2 separate regions of the Homo sapiens genome follow, and region 1 is linked to region 2. A link is a contact called in ENCODE POLR2A ChIA-PET data. All regions are on one chromosome and are shown on one strand. The core of a region is the stretch at or near the end of the contact, and the rest is flanking DNA. Distances in the headings are between cores, read along the strand shown.

Region 1 (3,589 bases), core at 153-2,652, 110 kb after region 2:
CTGCTGCGCCCCATGCGCCTTCCGCGTCTCCAGCCCTCATGCGCCTCCAGCTGCGCATCTCCCTAGGCGGGTACCTCAGCACCGCTGAGCCCACCCCCGCCCCTGCTCAGTGCCTCCCAGACACGCCCACTGCGGGCGGGACAGTGGGAGCTGTCCAGGCGCGGAGCTGTCCAGGCGCGGGAGCTGTCCAGGCGCGGGAGCTGTCCACGAGGCACTGACCTTGGTTTCAGAGCCTCTGCAGGGCTTCTGTGTCCTTTTGGCTGAGCCGACTGGGCAAAAGTTTTAGAAAAGACCCTGGGTGTTGCAGATGGAGAAGGATGATCGTGGCTGACTTTTGCTTGCAGGCAGAAGAACCACGGGGCCATCAGCCTGGTGCTGTGGGGGCGCGCTGACTCGTGGTCCGCCCCTGCCCCAAGACTTCAGGTGTATATGGGATTGGATCAGCTATCATCCCGAGCTCATGGCACGTACAGTGAGCCATGTGTTAATCCATAGACTAACCTTTTTCCTTTTAAAAAATTAGTTGTTTTGTATAATGTAGCGAGCACTGTTTCCAACAAAAATCTAGGATCTTGGCAGTAACCACTATCTGTTTTACTCTTTCCTCTTTCACTTTTCGCTAGGAGTAATCATTAGCTCCCATCTTGTATTAATTTTTTTTTTTTTTTACTGTATCTAATTTCCAAAAAAAAAAAATCTGTGTGTTTGCAACTAAGTTATCTTCCTATGTGTAACTTTTTGGGACTTAAGTGATAACAGTAATATTACTAAAAATCAACCGTATTGTTGTTTTTCACTGTGGTTTATTCCTTCTGACTGCTGTGATATTTTGTGTGGATCTGCTGAAGTTAATTTATCCACTCTTCTGTTGATGGGCCTTTGGTCATTTCCAGGTTTTTGCTCTTCTGAAGAGCATGAGATATTCTTTCACATTTTCTGCTGTGCATGTTCCATATGTGCATGGTTTTCTCTTTTATATAGACCTGAGTGGAGTAACTAGGTCATAGGGCACACGAATGTTCAATTTTAGGACATAATGTCCTGCTGACTTACATAGTTGTTGAACCAGTTAACATTTCACTAGCAATACAGGAGAGCTCTGAGCCACCTCATGGCTGACACTTGGTATTTAATTTTTGCCAGAGGGATGGTTGTAAATGGTATACCATTTTGGTCTTGATTTGAAATTCCTTGATCACCAGTAACATTGAACATGTCTTAACATATTTATTGATGTACATTTTTCTTTGATTTGCTTGATCATGTCTTGTTCATTTTATATTGGGTTATTGTGTGTGACCTAGATTAGAATTTTTTCTTTTCATTGGATATTAAGATCCACCATTGTGTGGCTAGGAGTGGGTTTTTCCTTCTCTCTCCTTTCCAGCATGGTGTGTGCTTTCTCAGTCAGAGGTAATTCATCGTCCTTTATTTCCTGGAATTATACAGACATTCTTTTCTTGTTTGTTTGCATGTGAATGTGTATGTAGAGATTCTTGATGCTGGTTCTTTGCCAGTTCTGTGTTTTTCCTAGTTTATAACTTACTTCCGTTTTCTTTAAGCTGTTTTTTGATGAGTATAAACTCTTAAATTGAATAGGTCAACCTCATTAATCTTTTTGAGTCTTAAGAAATCTTTCTCTATCTTAAGATTTCTGCCAAGTTTTGAAGTTTGGATTTTGATGTTTACATCTTTAATCCATTTAGACAGGGGTGTCCAATCTTTTGGCTTCCCTAGGCCACATTGGAAGAATAATTATCTTTGGCCACCTAAAATACACTAATACTCATGATACTTAATGATCTAAAAAAAATCACAAAAAAGATCTCATAATGTTTTAAGAAAGTTTACAAGTTTGTGTTGGGCTGCATTCAAAGCCATTCTGGGCTGTATGTGGCCCATGGGCCACGGGTTGGACAAGCTTGTGTTTAGAGTTGATTTTTGTACCCAGTACTGGGTAGGGATCCAATTTTGTCTTTTTCCATATGGAAAACTATTTTGTTTCCAGTTCCGTTTTTATTTCCAGTTCTGTTTATTGAACAGCCTCCTCTTTTCCCTGACCTATTACTTCTGTCATAATCAAAGTTTAATTCACATTTGTGTCTCTGTGCTCTCTCTTCTAGTCGATTGGTCTCTATTCTAGTCTTTTGATCAGTTTATTCCTATGCCAACCCCCATCATGTTGATTTTTACATAGACTTTTTATTCTGGACTGTTACAGTAATGTCCTGGACAAGCAGAGATGTGGTCATTCTACTTGTGGGCCTTTCTAGAGAATGTTGATTTTGTAGCATATGTGATGGGAAGTATTGAAACATTTCAGTGGCTGAGTTATATATCCTGATTTGTATTTTTGAAGATCACACTGGTGCAAGATGGATGAGGAAGTGGGGCTGGCGAGGGATGAGACTAGTGTGGAGGCAGGGGGAGCAGTTAGGTGGCCATTGCTGGAGCGCAGGTAGTGGTTTTAGCGGGAGTAGAGGTGGAGAAATGTGGACAGATTTGAGATGGGCGTATAGCTGTGGACCTTTCTGATGTATAGAATGCAGCAGACAAGGTAAAGATGGCACTTAATGTAATGTAATGGGGATGCCACTCTGAGATGGAAAATTCTGGGAAAGGACAGTTTTATAAATTTATAAGCTATCAGATACATTATAATGCTACTTTTAATTTGCTTTTCCTTGGAAATAGCTGTTTGGTTATGTATGTTTTATAGCCTGTTCACTCTCTTTTCTCTCCAAATAGGTGACTCTGTTTTGAGAAGTGCAACCAGATCTCTCCTGGAATTCAACACAACAGTGAGCTGTGACCAGCAAGGCACAAATCACAGAGTCCAGAGCAGCATTGCCTTCCTGTGTGGGAAAACCCTGGTGAGTCCACACAGGCACTTGATGTATTTCTTTAAAAAAAAAAAGGTCTGCCCCTTGGTGTTCTGGCTGTAGAGGTATTCCAGGAAGAATCAGTGAGCAAACTTAGAAACACAAATAAGAAAAACCCTACCAAATGACCATCATCATCAAGAACCAATAAGTAAACAAATTCTAAACTTGTTACAACTTTTAAGTAAAACATAGACCATGTCTTTTGTAAAACTACAATTCAAAGTGATTACTGTGTTAAAAATCAGTGCACTGTTTAATGTTTAAGTTATAGGCATACTTTTTTTTTCTCTAAAACCTCTTCTTCTAGCATTTCATTTTGATAGGTTTTAGGGCAGCATATTTAGTTTTTTAAAAAATATTTTTCTTTCCTCATTTATATTAAATTAGAGATACCCACATCTATTTAGGAGAAGCCTTGGCCCGTGGGTATGGGGTTCTCAAGTTTTTTGGATATTACCTGGTGTTTAAAGGGGACATAATTGTGTAAATTATTATGATTGTTCTTATTATGGGCATATTGTATGTAATTTGTTGATTTTAATCTTTAGTTTTTGGAAAGGAACTTGCAGTAAATAATTGTTTTAGCTCTTGGGAGAAGGAATTGGTATACAAATTCTATGAATGTTCTTGAATCCCAGTAAGAACCCAATCTTTAGGAAAGTCAGGTTGAGTGAAACTCTGTGGCTACTAAATTGCTTTAAAAT
Region 2 (3,255 bases), core at 442-2,941:
CTCCTCCCTCTTCCTCCTCCTCCCTCTTCCTCCTCCTCCTCGTTCCTTCTCCTTCTCCCTGCTTCTCCTTCCCCTTCTCCCTTCTTCTCCTTCTCCTCCCTTCTCCCTTCTTCTTCTTTCTTCTTACTGTCTCAGCTCATGGTCAGAAGTCAAGTGACCTGGATTTCTGCCTGGCCAGCACTGTGATTAAGATCCACATAAGTTTCTGGGCACTACAGCCCTGCAGGACCCAGGGAGCACCAGACACACTGGAGCAAAGGCAGTTGGTAGGCCCTTGGGCTGTGCAAAACGGTGGCTCTGAGCCTGGCATGTTTTTTAATCCTTAGGTTTTTCCCTCTAAAAAGGGGGCAATGATGTCATCCTTATCAGCCTCCCAAGCTGATTTCAAGGCTCCAAAGCTAGGATGGAAGGAAAGGTGCTTTGGCCCCAAGAGCCCCACACTGCGATATTCTCACAGTCTAACTTATTTCTTTCTCCCTAGACATCTCTTTCGTGAGAAGAAAGAGAGGAGGGAAGATGCTCTGTGATGCTGCCAGTAATGCTGACCAGTCGTGGTGCTGTCACCTCCTTGGCTGTCTTTGCAATCTGTTCCCAACTGAGGTTTCCATTGCAGTGTAACTGACCACTCCAGGGGCCACTGAGGGCTGTCAGGATGAGCTATCCCTCCACCCCAGGCTGTCACTGCCAGGTAAACATGCATCCCTGCAAATGCAAGTGCTGTGTAAGAAAAATGATTGGTGGCCGGGTGTGGTGGCTGATGCCTGTAATCCCAGAACTTTGGGAGGCTGAGGCAGGAGGATGGCTTGAGCCCAGGAGTTTGAGACCAGCCTAGGCAACATGGTGAGACCCCATCTCTGTAAGAAATAAACAACAACGACAACAAAAATTAGCTGTCATGGTCGTGAGTGCCTGTAGTCCCAGCTACTCAGGAGGCTGAGGTGGGAGGATCACTTGAGCCCAGGAAGTCAAGGCTGCAGTGAGCTATGACTGCACCACTGCACTCCAGTTTGGGCAACAGAGCAAGACACTGTTTCAAAACAAAACAAAACAAAAGATAATGAGGCCGGGCGCGGTAGCTCATGCCTGTAATCCCAGCACTTTGGGAGGCCTAGGCGGGTGGATCACGAGGTCAGGAGTTCATGACCAGTCTGGCCAAGATGGTGAAACCCCGTCTCTACTAAAAATACAAAAATTAGCTGGGTCTGGTGGCAGGTGCCTGTATTCTCATCTACTCGGGAGGCTGAGGCAGGAGAATCGCTTGAACTCGGGTGGGAGAGGTTGCAGTGAGACGAGATCGCGACACTGCAGTCCAGCCTGGGCGATAGAATGAGACTCCATGTCAAAAAATAATAATAATAAAAATGAAAAATGTTTGGCATGTCTGGGCAGAGAGCCTCTGGTCCTAGAATTGAGTTGACCCAGAGAGAAGTTACCCTACTGATTCACCCTGCAGTGCAAGTGCCTACCTCGTCTGCATGGCTTTCTGAGATCTCAACTGTGTGGTCTTCTCTCTGCTGTTGGGGAAGGCTCACTGAGCCAACACTAAATTATTCTGAGCTAGACTGTTTTGTCAGCTAGCAGCAATTACCCTTCTACTCTCCTCACACTTCCCAACCTCAAATATCCCCGTCAGTCATCCACCGACAGAGTTGAAGAATCCACAAAATGACCAAGGAGCTGGGGGAGGAAAGGGCTAGGGTGACGAGCACGTAGGGCCGGCTGTTGTCAAGGCATTTCTCGCCATCTGCTATTTCACTTCAGAGACCGAAACTCAGTTGGTTGGGTAAGACTGGGAATGTGATTTTTAGCAATGTGTTTGTTTAAATAGAACCCCGCTATAAAAACAATTTGGAGGATTATGATTCGTTTTTGAATGAGAACTAGTTTTAATGGAATTTTTTATGTGCATTCCAATCATGACTAAAATCCGCATCATGATCAAAGTCTGCCTGAGTACTGTATGTGCTTCATGAGTTGTGCTCTAACCATTAGAAACCCATGTTTATTCAGTGTGATGCCCTGCACTGAAAGTGGTGGTTTTCTCTCGTGGGGAAGCAGAGTGTATTCTTAGAACTGTTATAATGGGCTTTATTTCTTGAAACAGTTTGATAAGTATTTATTAAATGCCTACTGTGTGCAAGTGTTGGAGATTCAGATGCAAAAAGGATAAGGTCCTGGTTTCAAGGAGTTTGCTGTTTAGTGGGTGTATTAGGCTGCTCTGACTGCCATAACAAAATACTATGGACTGGGTGACTTACACAACAGAAATTTATTTTCTGACAGTTCTGGAGGCCAGAAGTCCAAGATCGAGGCACCGTCAGGGCTGGTCTGGTGAGGGCTTTCCTCCTGGTTTGCAGAAGGCTGCCTTCTCCCTCTGTCCGTACATGGCTTTTCCTCTGTGCCCTCACAGAGAGAGATCTCTTATGTCTCTTCCCCTTCTTACAAGGACACCACTTCTATTGGATTAGGGCCCCACTCTTAGGACCTTATTTAGCCATAATTACCTCCCTACAAGGCCCTATCACCGAATAGAGTCACATTGAGGATTAGGACTTCAACATATGAATTTTGGAAAGGAACACAATTCCGTCCACAACAGTCAATAAGATAGAATTTTAACTCTGAGGCCAGGCACAGTGGCTCTCACCTGTAATCCCAGCACTTTGGGAGGCCGAAGCAGGGGGATTGCTTGAGGTCAGGAGTTTGAGACCAGCCTGGCAACACTACAAAAAATTAAAAACAAAATTAGCCAGGTGTGATGGTGCATGCCTGTTGTCCTAGCTGTTCAGGAGGCTGAGAGGGGAGGATTGCTTGGGCCTAGGCATTTGAAGCTGCAGTGAGCTATGATTGCACCATTGTACTCTAGCCTGGTCAACAGAGTGAGACTATCTCTAAACTTTTTTTTTAATTAAAAAATTTTAACTCTGCTCTGTTACAAGGAGAAATGTCTTGGGTATGAACATAGCAAGATCCCATCTCTACAAAAATAAAAATAAAACACAAGCCAGGTGTGGTAGCATGCACCTGTAGTCCCAGTGATTTGGGAGACTGAGGCAGGAGTGTCACCTGAGCCCAGGAGTTCAACCTGCAATTAGTTACGACCACACAGCTGCACTCTAGCCTGGGCAACAGAGCAAGACCCTATCTCTAAAAAAAAAAAAAAAATTAATGAAAGAAGATGCAATTTGAAACACCTTTCTCAGATGAATTTTGTGAATTTATTTGGAAACTTTTGGGGAAAAGAAGAAAAGTTGA

Evidence for each region. ChIA-PET counts read pairs that join two places held with the same protein, here RNA polymerase II (POLR2A).
Region 1: POLR2A ChIA-PET joins it to region 2 with 19 read pairs in PC-3. The contact joins the promoter of AIRN here to the enhancer-like site in region 2. POLR2A ChIA-PET finds 5 or more read pairs at or near these places in 2 of 52 experiments (PC-3 and WTC11).

The regions. Positions count from the first base shown.
Region 1 is chr6:160,006,262-160,009,850 of GRCh38, forward strand. AIRN (antisense of IGF2R non-protein coding RNA) reads right to left here and starts at 1,403. Exons shown (of 1, transcript NR_047514.1): 1 at 1-1,403. It overlaps IGF2R (insulin like growth factor 2 receptor), which reads left to right. Exons shown (of 48, transcript NM_000876.4): 3 at 2,749-2,873.
Region 2 is chr6:159,898,705-159,901,959 of GRCh38, forward strand. MAS1 (MAS1 proto-oncogene, G protein-coupled receptor) reads left to right here. Exons shown (of 3, transcript NM_002377.4): 2 at 482-688. Among named protein-coding and RNA genes, the nearest start is that of MAS1, 9.3 kb to the left of the region's middle. Within about 2 kb of position 1,692, at least 2 of the 41 ENCODE cell types and tissues checked have a DNase peak (open chromatin) inside an H3K27ac peak, as active enhancers do; they include PC-3, where a contact is called at or near this core.